Linked DNA regions of Homo sapiens: region 2 is linked to region 1. Evidence: chromatin contacts called from ENCODE POLR2A ChIA-PET data. All regions are on one chromosome and are shown on one strand. Each heading gives the region's core, a stretch centred on a gene start or an enhancer-like site at or near the end of the contact. The rest is flanking DNA. Distances are from core to core; before and after follow the strand shown.

The links. ChIA-PET counts read pairs that join two places held with the same protein, here RNA polymerase II (POLR2A).
Region 2: POLR2A ChIA-PET joins it to region 1 with 15 read pairs in PC-9. The contact joins the enhancer-like site here to the promoter of STK17A in region 1. POLR2A ChIA-PET finds 5 or more read pairs at or near these places in 2 of 52 experiments (PC-9 and activated naive CD4-positive, alpha-beta T cell).

Annotation. Positions count from the first base shown.
Region 1 is chr7:43,577,728-43,584,382 of GRCh38, reverse strand. It overlaps STK17A (serine/threonine kinase 17a), which reads right to left and starts at 1,275. Exons shown (of 7, transcript NM_004760.3): 1 at 934-1,275. The coding sequence starts at 1,139. RefSeq lists enhancers at 186-295, 426-475, 6,422-6,655, 6,055-6,655 and a silencer at 876-1,655.
Region 2 is chr7:55,083,642-55,090,270 of GRCh38, reverse strand. All of the region lies in intron 1 of EGFR (epidermal growth factor receptor), which reads right to left. Among named protein-coding and RNA genes, the nearest start is that of EGFR, 68 kb to the right of the region's middle. Within about 2 kb of position 3,515, at least 17 of the 41 ENCODE cell types and tissues checked have a DNase peak (open chromatin) inside an H3K27ac peak, as active enhancers do; they include PC-9, where a contact is called at or near this core.

The sequences.
Region 1 (6,655 bases), core at 26-2,525:
GGATGAGGAAAGTGAGGCTGGAGAGTCTAACCCCTCCAAAGGCAAACACAGCAAGAAGGGCACGAATATGAACTCAGGTCTGCCCCCAAAGCCAGAGTATTTAACAACTTCTTCAAACTGTTCTCAAGGAAGAGTCGCCAAACCCCACAAAAATCACTCGATCACCCCTCTTCAGCATACAAAATGTAAAGCATCCGAACAGCCTGCACCTGCAACTTTACAGACCAAGTTGTAAGCTCTCTCTACTCCCACAAAAAAAGGGTGGGCTAGCGTGGGGTGGGGGGAGAAGGCAAGAATCGGTTCCCAGCAAAGTAAAAAGCGAGAAAAGGGCCAAGCGCCCACGAAAGAAACCAATCTAAACTCGAAGCAAAGGGACCTAAATGCTTTAGAACTAAAACGGCAGAAAACCAACCAAGAAAACGAAAATGAATTCAGCAGAAGACCGACACAAGGTAACAGAGCGCCGGTGCAAAGGAAGCGGTCACAACGGATGCTGTATTTTATTAAAACCACACAGGCAGACCAAGAAAGTCGCAAGAGTTGAAGGAAAAATGCAAAGTCGGCTCCACAGACCTCTGGTTTTCAGACCCGCTGCTCGGGGTGAAAGGCAGAGCGCGGCCCGCACCTTCTCTCGTTAAATAGCCATTCGAAACGCCACAGAGAACGAAAGGGCTGAGGAAAGTGTCCGCGCCTCCGGGACCGCCATCGAGTTACCACCACTCGCTTGCTGGGCGCGGCGCGTGGAGGGGGCGCTGGTGCGACTCGGCTGCCCTACTTGCCGTCGGCACCCAAGTTTGTGCCAAGTCACAACGCGCGTTATCGGCAGCAGCAACGCCACTTCAGCCTCGCCGCCGCGGCGCCGGCACTTATCGGCGCCCACGTCCCGCCCCGCGCGTCCGGGAAGGTTCCGCGCCGGGCCCCGCCCGTCCTCACCTGCCCAGCTCCCGGCCCGGGCACAGGCTGTAGCCGTCCTGGAAGGGCTCGGTGCGCACCACGGCGCGTATCTCTGTCAGCAGCCCGCGGGCCTGGGGCGGCGGCGGCGGCCGGCACGGCCCGCTCAGACCCCGGCCTGCCCGGCCCGAGCCTGAGGTGGCGCCTGGGGAGGAGCCGCCGCTGCCTGGCTTCTCCAAAGGGATCATGGTGTTCAGGCCCGCTTCTTTCCTGGCCGCCTGTTCACTCCGAGCAGCCGGAGGGTCACGGACCCGCCCCCGGCTCCTAGTGCCGGTCCGCGGAGCCTTCAAACACCCGCTCTCCCCAGCGCGGCGCTCGGACTGCGGCAGGCAGACTACCGGTAGCTCGGGCCCGCCCCGCGCCCCGCGACCGGCCCCGCCCCCGTGACCGCCCCGCGCCTGCCCTGCACCCTGCTTCTGGCCCCGGCCAACCCCTCCCCACGTCCGCCCCGCGCCCGACCCCGCCCCGGCCTCACTCCGTGGCCGCCCGCCCCCTCGCTGAGCTCCCGCGGGGTCCTGAGCGCCCGATGCCTCACGCGCGCCCTCTGCAGCTCAGGGGGAGAAGGTGCAGCTTTCGGGACGGCCCGGAGGCTGGAGGCGACTCACAGCACCACCCTTTGGCCAGGACAGCCTACTGCGTTAGCAGAGTTGCGCACCTGTTGAGCGTCTGAGAGTCACAAAAGCTGACCTTCGGTTAATAAAAGGCATTTGAGCTGTAAGCGGGACTTCACGTGGTGAGGAGGGGAGGGGTCTGGAGGCACTTCGGTTAATAAAAGGCATTTGAGCTGTAAGCAGGACTTCACGTGGTGGGGAGGGGTGATGAGATCCTGATCTCCGTACACTGGGAGAGGGGTCTGGAGGCAGAGTTGTATAAATATTATTAACCCTGCACACCGGCCCTATGAAATAGACACTATTATATTGTCTGTAGTCGTCTCTATATTTACTTTCGAGGTCCTCTCATCCGGTCTTACGACTTTAATTACCATCTATATGCTCATGACTACAGAATTTGTATCTCTAGCTTCCAAATATTCCCTGAACTTCAGACTGGTGTATTTGACTATGCATTTGGCATCTCCACTTACATGTCAAATTAGCATCTCAGACTTAACATACACAAAAGTAAGTTGCTGATTGGTCTTCATGAATGCACTCCTACCCAGCTTTCCCCGTCTCAGTTTTCTTCATCTCCTTCCTTCTAGCTGTTCAGGCCAAAAATCTTGGGATGAGCATTGATTCCTCTCTCATGCTCATCTCCAGTTTGTCAGTAAACCCTCTTGTCTTTTCCTTCAAACTAGATGCGGCGTTTGATCACTTCTCTCTATTTCCACCTTACCACCATGGCCTGAGCCATCGTTATCTCTTACCTGGATTATTGTGATAGTTTACTAACTGGACCACCTGCTTCCATCCTTCTTTCTCCCTAATGTCGCATAGTTCATTTTCAAGGCAATGAGAGTGATCTTTTAAAAATCGAAACCAAATCACACCACTGCTCTACTCAGACTGTCTCAGTGGAGTTTTGCTTCTGGCACTGATATACTAGTTTATTTGTGTTCAATATTCTCACTAAGAAAAAATAGAAAAGTTGACAAAAGTTAAAAATTTCCTCTCCCAGCAAGGACTTGGATGACTGAAATCCTGGAAAGATAGGCAGCTCAGAAAGCCACCACTTTTCCCATGAGGTATTTGATGATTTTAAAGCCATGGCTGAAAGAGTGAGAAAGTAAGCAGAGCTTTCAGTCATCTCATGGGGTTGGGGAGACAAAAAAAAAATTGGAGTTTAGGACCTATTTATGATGAGGGGCTGGTAAGCAACTAGGCTTTCAGCTGGGACTCCGAAGAGCTATACCCTAGGGGTGTGGATGAACGGGAAATAGACCCAAGGGCTGAAAACCAGCTTCAAATGGCAACAGTAAATATTCTCTCTGGGGAAAAAAAGCATCATTCAGAGCAACACATTACCCATATAATATTTTATACACCATGTCTGAAACTTAATTTAAACAAAGGACACAGAATTGTCTTAAAAACTAAGGGAAAAAGAAAACAGAAATAAACACACAGAAGATCCAGATATTAAAGTTTAAAGACAGATTTTAAAATAATTCTGTTAAATATCTTCAAGAAATTAAATTGCAAGATAAAGAGTTTTCAGCAGAGAACTGGAAACTCCAAAGAAGAATACAATGGAATTTTGGAATTGGAGAAAAAAACACACTAACTAAAACTACTACAGAATTATGGGCTTAATAACAGATGAGATACAACTTAAGCAAGAATTAGTGAAGCTAATAAGCAAAACAAAATATGAAAAATGACATACAAGAGATATGAAAGAACTTTCTATAAAAGAGATAAGGTCTCAGAAAGGAGACTATGACACATGTGATATGTGGTAAAACATTCTAACACACACGTAATTGGAATATCAGGAAGAGAGGTGAGAGAAAAAAGGAAAAGAAGCAGTATTTGAAAAGATAACGGCTGGAAATTTTTTAAAACTAATGAACAACAATTCTCAGAGTCAAGAAACATTATGAACATAGAGCAGGATTTCAAGCAAAGAAAACCATGTCTAGGCACATTGTAAACTACTGAGAAACAAAATCAAAAAGAAAAGGTTTAAAATCAGCAAAGAAAACAGAGATATAATCTGCAAATGAGCAACAATAAAATTAAAAGCTTATTCTCAAAGAACCAATGGAAGCCTAAACACCTTCAAATGTTTTCAAAGCGCTAGGAGAAATTACCTATCAACCTATATTATATACCCAGTAAAAATGATCTTCAAAATTGAAAATAAAATACAGCCAGTTTTATAACCAAGAAACACTAAGATCATCAGCTGATTTACATTAAAGGAAATTCCAAAAGGAGTTTTTCAGGCAGATGGAATATAATCCCAAATGAAATCATGGAGACATCTAAAGGAATGAAGAGCAATCAATCCTTTTATATATGGATAGATATAAATACATATATATATATGGATAGATATAAATAAACACAATTTATATAAAACAATAAAAATAACGTCATGTGAAGTTTAAATATATGTAGAATTAAAATATACACAATAGCAGCACAAAAAGTGAGATAGAGTAAATGAAAGTAAAGTGTTCTAAAGTCCTAGGATTGTATAGGAATTGATAAAAGTACTTGGCTTTAATACATCAATAATGAATATTATAATCTCTAGAATAACAGCAAAAGTAATAGAAAAAGAATGAATAACATGTAAAAAAGAGGGGAAATGAAAAAATAAAAAATAAAAGAAGCAAGAAAGGGAAAAAAGGAACACAGACAAGTAGAAACAAATAGATGATCACTTTGGGAAGCCAAGGAGGGTAGATCACCTGAGGTCAGGAGTTCGAGACCAGCCTGGTCAACATAGTGAAACCCCCATCTCTATTAAAATAAAACACAAAAAACGAGCTAGGCGTGGTGGTGGGCACCTGTAGTCCCAGCTACTCGGGAGGCTGAGGCAGGAGAATCACTTGAACCCAGGAGGCGGAGGCTGCAGTGAGCCGAGATTGTACCACTGCACTCCAGCCTGGGCAGCAGAGTGAAACTCTGTCTCAAAAAAAAAAAAAAAGGTAAATTTTTTAAAACAGGAGGGTTTTTTGGCAAGTACATTAAATATAAATGGAATCTATACTCCAGTTAAAAGGCAAATGCTATGGACAGAATTAAAAATAATATCAATTATATGTTGCTTGTAAGAGACACCTCAAATAAAAGGCTACAGAAAGATTGAAAGGATGGAAAGAATTATGCCATGTAAATACAGGCATATCTCATTTTATTGCAATTTGCTTTATTGCACTTTGCAGATATTACATTTTTTACGAACTGAAGGTTTGTGGCAACCTTGCATCAAGCAAGTCTACCAGTGCCATTTTTCCAACAGTATGTGCTGTCTTCATTTCTTTCTGTCACATTTTGGTAATTCTCACTATGTTTCAAACTTTATTATTACTATTATATCTGTTATGGTGGACCGTGATCTTTGATCTTTGATGTTATTATTGTAATTGCTTTTGGGTACCATGAATTGCACTCATGCAAAGTTAATTGATAAATGTGTGTGATCTAACTGCTCCACCAATCAGCCCCCCATTTCTCTTCCTCTCCTCAGGCCTCCCTATTCTCTGAAACACAACAATATTGAAATAGACCAATTAAAAACCCTAAAACAGCCTCTAAGTGTTCAAGTGAAAGGAAGATTCCCATGTCTTTTACTTGAAATAAAAGCTCAAAATGGTTAAGCTTAGTGAGGAAGGCATGTAGAAAGCCAAGATGGGCTGAAAGCTAGGCCTCTTGAGCCAGTTAGCCAAATTGTGAATACAAAGGAAAAGTTCTGGAAGGGAATTAAAAATACTACCCCAGTGAACATATTAAAAATACTACCCCAGTGAACATAGGAATGATAAAAATAGTGAAACAGCCTTCTTGCTGATATGGAGAAAGTTTGAGTGGTCTGGATAGAAGATCAAACCAGCCACAAGATTCCCTTAAGCCAAAGCCTAATCCAGAGCAAGGCTTTACCTCTCTTCAATTCTCTGAAGGCTGAGAGAGGTTAGGCAGCTGCCAAAGAAAAGTTTGAAGTTAGCAGAGGTTGATTCATGAGATTTAAGGAAAGAGACTATCTGCATAACATAAAAGTTCAAGGTGAAGTAGTAAGTGCTGATGTAGAAGCTGCAGGAATTTATTTAGAAGATCTAGCTCAAGTAATTGATGAAGAGAGCTATATGAAACAACAGGTTTTCAGTGTAGATTAAATGACTTTCTATTGGAAGAAGATGTCATCTAAGACTCAGAGTTAGAGAGTAAAAGTCCAGGCTTGGCTTCAAAGCTTCAAAGGACAGGCTGACTCCCTTGTTAGGGGCTAATGCAGCTCATGACTCTAAGGTGAAGCCGATGCTCTTTGACCACTCTAAAAATTCTAGGGCCTTTAAGAATTATGCCAAATCTACTCTGCCTATGCTCTAGAAATCGAAAAACAAAGGCTGGATGACAGCACATGTATTTACAACATAGTCTACTGAACATTTTAAGCCCAGTCTGGAGACCTAGTGCTCAGAAAAAAAAAATAGATTCCTTTCAAAATATTACTGCTCATTGACAATGTACCAACAACCCAAGAGCTCTGATGGAAATGTGCAAGGAGATGAATATTGTTTTCATGCCTGCTAACACAACATCCATTCTGCTGTCCATGGAACAAGGAGTAATTTTGACTTCCAAGTCTTGTTACTTCAGAAATATATTTTGTAAGGCTGTAGCTGCCATAGATAGTGAATCTTCTGATGGATCTGGGCAAAGTCAATTGAAAATCTTCTGACCATTTTAGATGTCATTAAGAGAATTCATGGTTCATGGGAGGAGTTAAAAATATCAACATTAACAGGAATTTGAGGAAGTTGATTCCAATCCTCATGGATGACTTTGAGGGGCTCAAGACATCAGTGGAAGATGCTTGTTATAGATGAGCAAAGAAAGTGGTTTCCTGAGATGGAATCTACTCCTGTTGAAGATGCCGTAAACACTGTTGAAATGACAACAAACGATTTAGAATATTACATAAACTTAGTTGATAAAATGGTGGCAATTTTGATTCCAATTTTGAAGGAAGTCCTACTGATAGAGGCAAGAGGCAGACAAAGGCCTAGGCAGATAGGGAAGGGTCCCCGGAGAAT
Region 2 (6,629 bases), core at 2,266-4,765, about 12 Mb before region 1:
AAACTAAAAATGCACGTACAGCTCCTGAAAACATGAAGCACTTTGGGAAGCCGAGGTGGGTGGATCACGAGGTCAGGAGTTTGAGACCAACCTGACCAACATGGTGAAACCCTGTCTCTACTAAAACTATAAAAATTAGCTGGGCGTGGTGGCACGTGCCTGTAATCTCAGCTACTGAGGAGGCTGAGGCAGGAGAATCACTTGAACCCGGGAGGCAGAGCTTGCAGTGAGCCCAGATTATGCCACTGAACTCCAGCCTGGGCAACAGAGTGAGACTCCATCTCAAAATAAATAAATAAATAAATAAATAAATAAATAAATAAATAAATAAGTAGCATCACCTAGGCTCACATAGGTGAATTTGAACTGAATGAGTCCTTTGAGCAGCTTGTATTGACAGGAAAGAGGGCATCCTGCATAGCTGGTTAGAGGGAGGCCCCAAGAAGCAAATCCCGTGTGGTGGTCTCCAAGCCTGGCTGGAAAGAAACATGGGCTCCGGCAGGTTAGGGAAAGGTGAGAGGTGGGTCTGACTTTTGGATCATGTTTCAGACAAACCACAATGGAAAACACATTTTTGAGACAACTGGAGATGTGTCAGTAGGCTGGTTGTTGGGTAACATAAGAGATTTATGGCTAATTTTTAAGTTCGATGACAGCATTGTGATTATGTTTTAAAAATCATGCTTTTAGAGATTCATAACCATGAAACGGAGATAGTGTTGTGTGAAAGGATGGGATTTCTTGGATGAGACATGACTGGCCTTAAAATAGTTCAGAAATGGAAGGACAGATGTGGAAGAAAACAAACTTGATGATTTGGGGTTCTGGATATATATTAAAACTTATTCAAATAACTGAAAATTTAAAAATTCCTCCATTGAAAATCCTATTTGAATGGCACCCTCTGCCAGGCCTCCCTAGCAAGCCCTCCTTTGCGTGCACAGAGAAGTACGTATGAACAGTGCCCAGTGTACGGGCTGCAAAGCCCAGAACAAGCTAAATCCCCTTTTTAGTGACAGCCTCACAGAAGATGAGGGAGCCATTACATGCATAGGCTGACTTACACGTACTTCAGTTCAAAAAGCTCTCAAGCAAAGTAAAATTAAGTTAAAAAAAAGCAAGAGGCAAAACAATATGTATGAATGACATAAGCTCATATATACAAAAATATAAACAAAACCTAAATGATCGACCTTTATTTGTACATATATTTGTATGTATGTAAAATACACAGAAAAAATGCTGGAAGGATTCTTCCACAACTCTTGACAGTGGAGTGAAAGCATGGTTCTTGCTTTTTACCCTCTAATTTCCTGAAATCATTATACTTTTTACAAAGAGGAATATTTTTGCATGATGTACGTAAAATACAGCCAAATAAATAAGTAAGTAGAGACAAAAAATGATGGAGGGCGTGGGAGATGAGGCAGGGAGGCTGGATGGCCAGTCTCCAGAACTTGATGTTTTCATCGTCAAAGGGACAGGACTGAGTTGGATAACATTTTGGTTTCAATTGCGAAGGCCTTTCATTCCAGAAAGAAAACAGTGTCAGCATTACAGCCATGGGTTGACACATGGTTAAGGTCCCATTAGCAGCACGATGGAAGCTCCCCTGATAATCACAGGGAAAGCCAAATGACGGGAAAGGTCGCATGCCCAGAGGAACTCCCCTGTAATTTGTATTGTAATGAATTATTACCTTAACACAAGCATGTGCCAGGCATCTAATTTGCAAGTGCGGATGCCTGGCAGTTGACTTTAAAATCACTCTGGAATTATCCCTGTATAATCTGAACAACCAGAAGTGTGACCAGGGCTTTACCAAAAGGGAGTTGCACAAAAGGGTAAACTGCAGACTGGGAAGTTCCATGAACATGGAGGTACTGGACGCACCACGCTCTTTTTCAGGAAGAAGTCCTACACACATTTTCTGCGTCTGTTTTATAGACTGGACTGTGCACTCTTTCATGGGGCTCTTTGTGCGAAGGGGGCCTCCCCCATCCGCTCCTACCTTCAGCGTAGGGCCAAGTCCAAGTGGAATACAGCCTCTGAAAACATGGCTGCTTCTCACACTCCTGGGAGCCAGACCACTGCTCCTTTCCATGTACCTCAGGCTTTGTGGGGGCTTTTTATTCAGGTGGGAGAGAAATGGGCACTGGGGCAGGTGTGGTAGATGCCAAAGAAGTGAGAATGTGTGTGTGTGTGTGTGTGTGTGTTTATACCCTGAATTATATCAGAATGGAAGAAAGGAAATAGTATGTCCATCTGTTATCTCCTCTGTGGGCCTACCTCAATTAGCCACCAACACACATACACACCTGTGCTGCCTTTGATGAAGGAATTAAGAAGGCCCAAAGTGACTCATGTCACTTCCTTTCTGTGGCCTGCAACTCCAAAAGGAGAAGAGGAGAGGACGAGGGAGGGTGGGAAGGCCATTGCTCCTGGTTCCGGGGTGCCTCTCCCCTTGCCTGCTCAGGTTCCTGTAGGCCTCAGCTGTTGGTCAGTCCTTTCCACATCTTCGAGGAGACTCTGCCTGACAGGGCTGGCTAGAAGCTGGGTGCCTGGGTGTTCATGCTCTAATAAACCCAATCGGGAAGTTTCCAACTCATCACAACATCACAAAGAATGTGCAAGAAAATGCCGACTCTCTTATTTCTCCTTCAAAGTTTGATTAATGATTCTAGGAGGAACCAGAAATCCTTGGTGCCAATCAAACACATTTTGCCATACCTTTTAAACATTTTACACACAACCCATGTTTCATGAAAGCATGGCTCTTATCCCTTCGGGTGCATAGAATAAGACTGCCGGATAGAATGTTTCTGAGACCTGCTCTCTAATATTCTAACTCAGTAGGCCCTACGCAGGGCCTGAGAATGTGCATTTTCAGTAAGTGCCACTGCTGATGTTGATCAGTTCTCTAAGAAATTCTGGGTTAGCTATGGGATTATAAGCATATCCTCAGAGTACAGGTTTTTTTTTTTTTGTTTTTTTTTTAACAATTGAGAAACTACTTAAAGTGAACCTAAAATGGTGTGAGCCTGAAGTGCTTGCTGGGCAGCAGACAAGCTTTGCCAGCCTTGTGTTCTCAGTGGAAATGCAGCATCCGAGCCATCCTCTCTTCCCCCCGCTTGTGGTCAGCTCTAAATAGCACACTCACAGCGCGGGGGGAAAATATTTTTCCCTGTTTCAAGTGGGCAGTGGAAGTAGTGAAAGCCTAAGTAAACTCTGACCAGTAGATAATGGGCCATTATAACTCTGGATGACTTCCTGAATGACCCTGAAAAATGACTTCTCATTTCCTGCCTGCAGAAAAGAGAAATATTAAGATAGTGTTGTGTGCAAAAAAATGCAAGCTTGCAATGAGAGATGCAGAGCGTGAGGGAGAGAGGCACGAGGGGGTGGAGAAAAAAGACAGAGAATTTGAGGTTGACTCACGGCTTTGAAGGGAAAACAAGAAGAGGAAGAAAGTCTGTTCTCCCATGGGTCGTCAAACCCCACACTTCACACATCTTTCCCATGGGGCTGCCAGCTGCCGCCACATCACAGCTGTGCTGCCACCCAAGTGTGCCGCCTCCACAGCGGGAGCGACCTAAGCGTGGCCACCTCTGCCTCTGGAGGGCCTGCCTGCTGGCCAGCGGTGGCCGCCCCAGACCCGGGTGACTGGGCAGCACAGTAGCCCGCCTGGGCAGGGCATGAAATTAACGAGGCAAAAGAAGCCACAGAGAGATGAAAGCATAGAAGAAAAAAAGTCACCCTGCAGCTCAAATTAAAACAGAAAACTCTGCTGCTATACTTGGTCTTATTCCAAGAAGCTGCCAGGAAAGAATTGACTCACAGAAAAGCCACAGCTTCATTTTTTCCCATACTCAAGTGATATGTCTTTCCAGGGCTTTTTTCTTCAAAGGGAAAGGGAGCAAAATAACCTCACTTTTCTGCATTACCATAGACTATCTTATATAATTTTTTTACAGCCTGTAATGGCTGGTTGAGATACCAGCTGACAGTGTAGTGGATGAAGGCTCCGGGGTGCAAGCCCCTGGCTGTCCTGGCCAGCTCTTTAACTCGAGCAAATTACTTACTCTCTCTGAGCTTCCCTTTCCTCGGCAGTAACATGGAGGTATTGAGCAGAGAAATTGTGAGGCACTGTAGACACGAGATAATTCACAAAAATTGCACGGCACGGGACCTGGCACATAGTCAGCACTTCACAAACAGTGGCTCTCATAAGGTAGTTAATAGTGGTTTCAAACTATGTGTCAAATCTAAGGGAGGAAGAGGGGCTTCTAGGGGGTGGGGATGGGAGGGAATGTTCCAGTACAAATCTTGGTATTGTCAAACTTGGGGCAGCATGCTCAGGAGACAAAACACGGAGGCACATCTGCACAAGCTCAAATTCTACTTCTGCCACTGCATCAGTTGGGCCACTGTGGCTCCTCATTTCCTTATTTTTAAAAGAGCTGATGTGAGAACGAGCTGATTTAATGTGTAAAATACCTAGTGCCAGCAGACAGAAGGTACCCGCTACACACCAGCTCTGTACTCTGCCTTGATCCTTCGCAATTTTCGTTAGCAGAATTCCACCACGCACTACTGACTTTATGGTATGGCTAAAACCAGAATTCTAAATGTTCAAGGATTCTTGTGCAGTTACTTCAGCAGGAGTTTTCAGAAAGTGGGAGAAATACTATTTATGAAGCACCACCCATGTGCTTTAGTCTTTCTACATTGTTAGGTTTTCATGATAATACTTTAGAGATAAGAACACTCCTCATCTCATGGACAACGGAACGGGCTCTACAAGAGGGCGTGCACAGTGGACCTGGGGTCTGACGCCCACCCTGCTCTCTGCACCTGGAGCCCACCAGCATCCTGCTCCCCATGCTGCCTCCCCTGGAAAAAGAGACACATGCAAATGATGAAGCATGCAGGAGCCACATGGAGGTTTTATAAACTTAAAAGGATTTACATGAATGCCTCAGAGAAGGGGCAACCCAATGTCAACTCTGATACCCCAGGCATGATACCACTGACAATGTGTCTGCTGGCATCAGTTGGAAAACAATGCAAATATCCTTCATGTGATTAAACACAACATGCCTGTGACATTGTTTTTTTTTCTAGCCAGGCTGACTGTTGTCCTGTAGGCTTCCAAAGGCTGCTGGTGCCCTGACCTTCAGCTCCTAAATTACCATCTGAAGGACAAGGACTGGGGAAGGGAAGGAGAATTTGCATTTGAGCGTACCATTCCGTAGGTCATTCCAGAGAAACTGTGCCTTCCTCCCGGTTGACTCTCCGCTCACTGAGTGTGACAATATGCCTGACTATGGAAGATCACGGATGGGGCTGTACTGCCCTGCTACCGAGAACCTGGACAGAAGACAGCAGGTGAGCCCTGGAGGCTGGAATGAATGGCTAAGAGCATCTCAGGACTCCACTTCTCTGAAGGCAAAATCCAATATGCCAAATTCCTCTTCCTAATAAAAGCCCTTTAAATATTTGAAGACAGCTATTATAACTCCTCTTAGTTTTCTCCCAGATAAATATCCACATTTGCCTTCATCCGTCACTTGACTTTTCTCAAGTGTCTTCCCCATCCTCTGACCATTCCAGTTTGTAAACATTCCTCCCAAGTGTAGCCTTGTAACTGAACTCTTCTAATCAACAGAAGCTTGTCCAGCTTTATTATATCTCTTAATGCAACTTGACCCAAATGCATGATAAATATCAGTCCCATGGTTAGGTTATATGGCAAAGTTGAAGTTGTGCAGATGTAATTAACATCCCAAATCAGCTGGTTTTGATTTAATACAAAATGAAGTTATCCTGAGTGGGCCTGACTTAACCAGGTAAAAGCCATGAAGAATGGACTGAGCCCTCCTGGAGGCACATGCTTTCCCACTGGGCCTGGAGAAGCAGGCGGCCATGCTAAGAACTGCTTATGGAGAGGGTGGCCTCTAGGAGCCAGGACCTCAGTCCTACAGCCTCAAGAAACTGAATTCTGCCAAGAACCCTTATGAGCCTGGAAGAGGACCTGGAGCTCCAGATGAAAACATACTTTGTGAGTCCCTGAGAACCCAGACCCTGACCCACAGAAACAGAGATAAGAAGTGTGTGTTGTTTTAAGCTATGACATTTGTGGTTTTGTGTGCCAACCTCATAACTTGGGCTTACATCTCATCATGGTAAGCCAATCTCTATCTTTCATAGGGGCATTTGTTAAACCACCTTTCTTCCACTCAGGATATTTGTTACTGATTTGGCCTTGACCCTGTTATTAATAAATTCCCTGATTTTGTTCCATTCATTTGGGTCTGTATTTTAGGATCCCAATCTTGCTAACCTATATGTTCTAATCCCTTCCTCTTGATTTCTTGTATTCCAAAAACCTGAGGCACTCATTTAAACTGGCCAATCATTCCCAGGATGTTACTTCTTGACTCATCAAAGTAATCAACAGAGACAATGGGTTTCATTTTACCAAAAACTTCCAGTATATTTAAACATTAATGCATGTCTGCATTATATTAGTTCACATATTTTTAAAACACAAATTCGACTAATAAGTAGCCATTTTTTTTCAGGAAGAAAAAGATTCGCTTTCTTCAGTAGATGCAGCAAAGATCTCC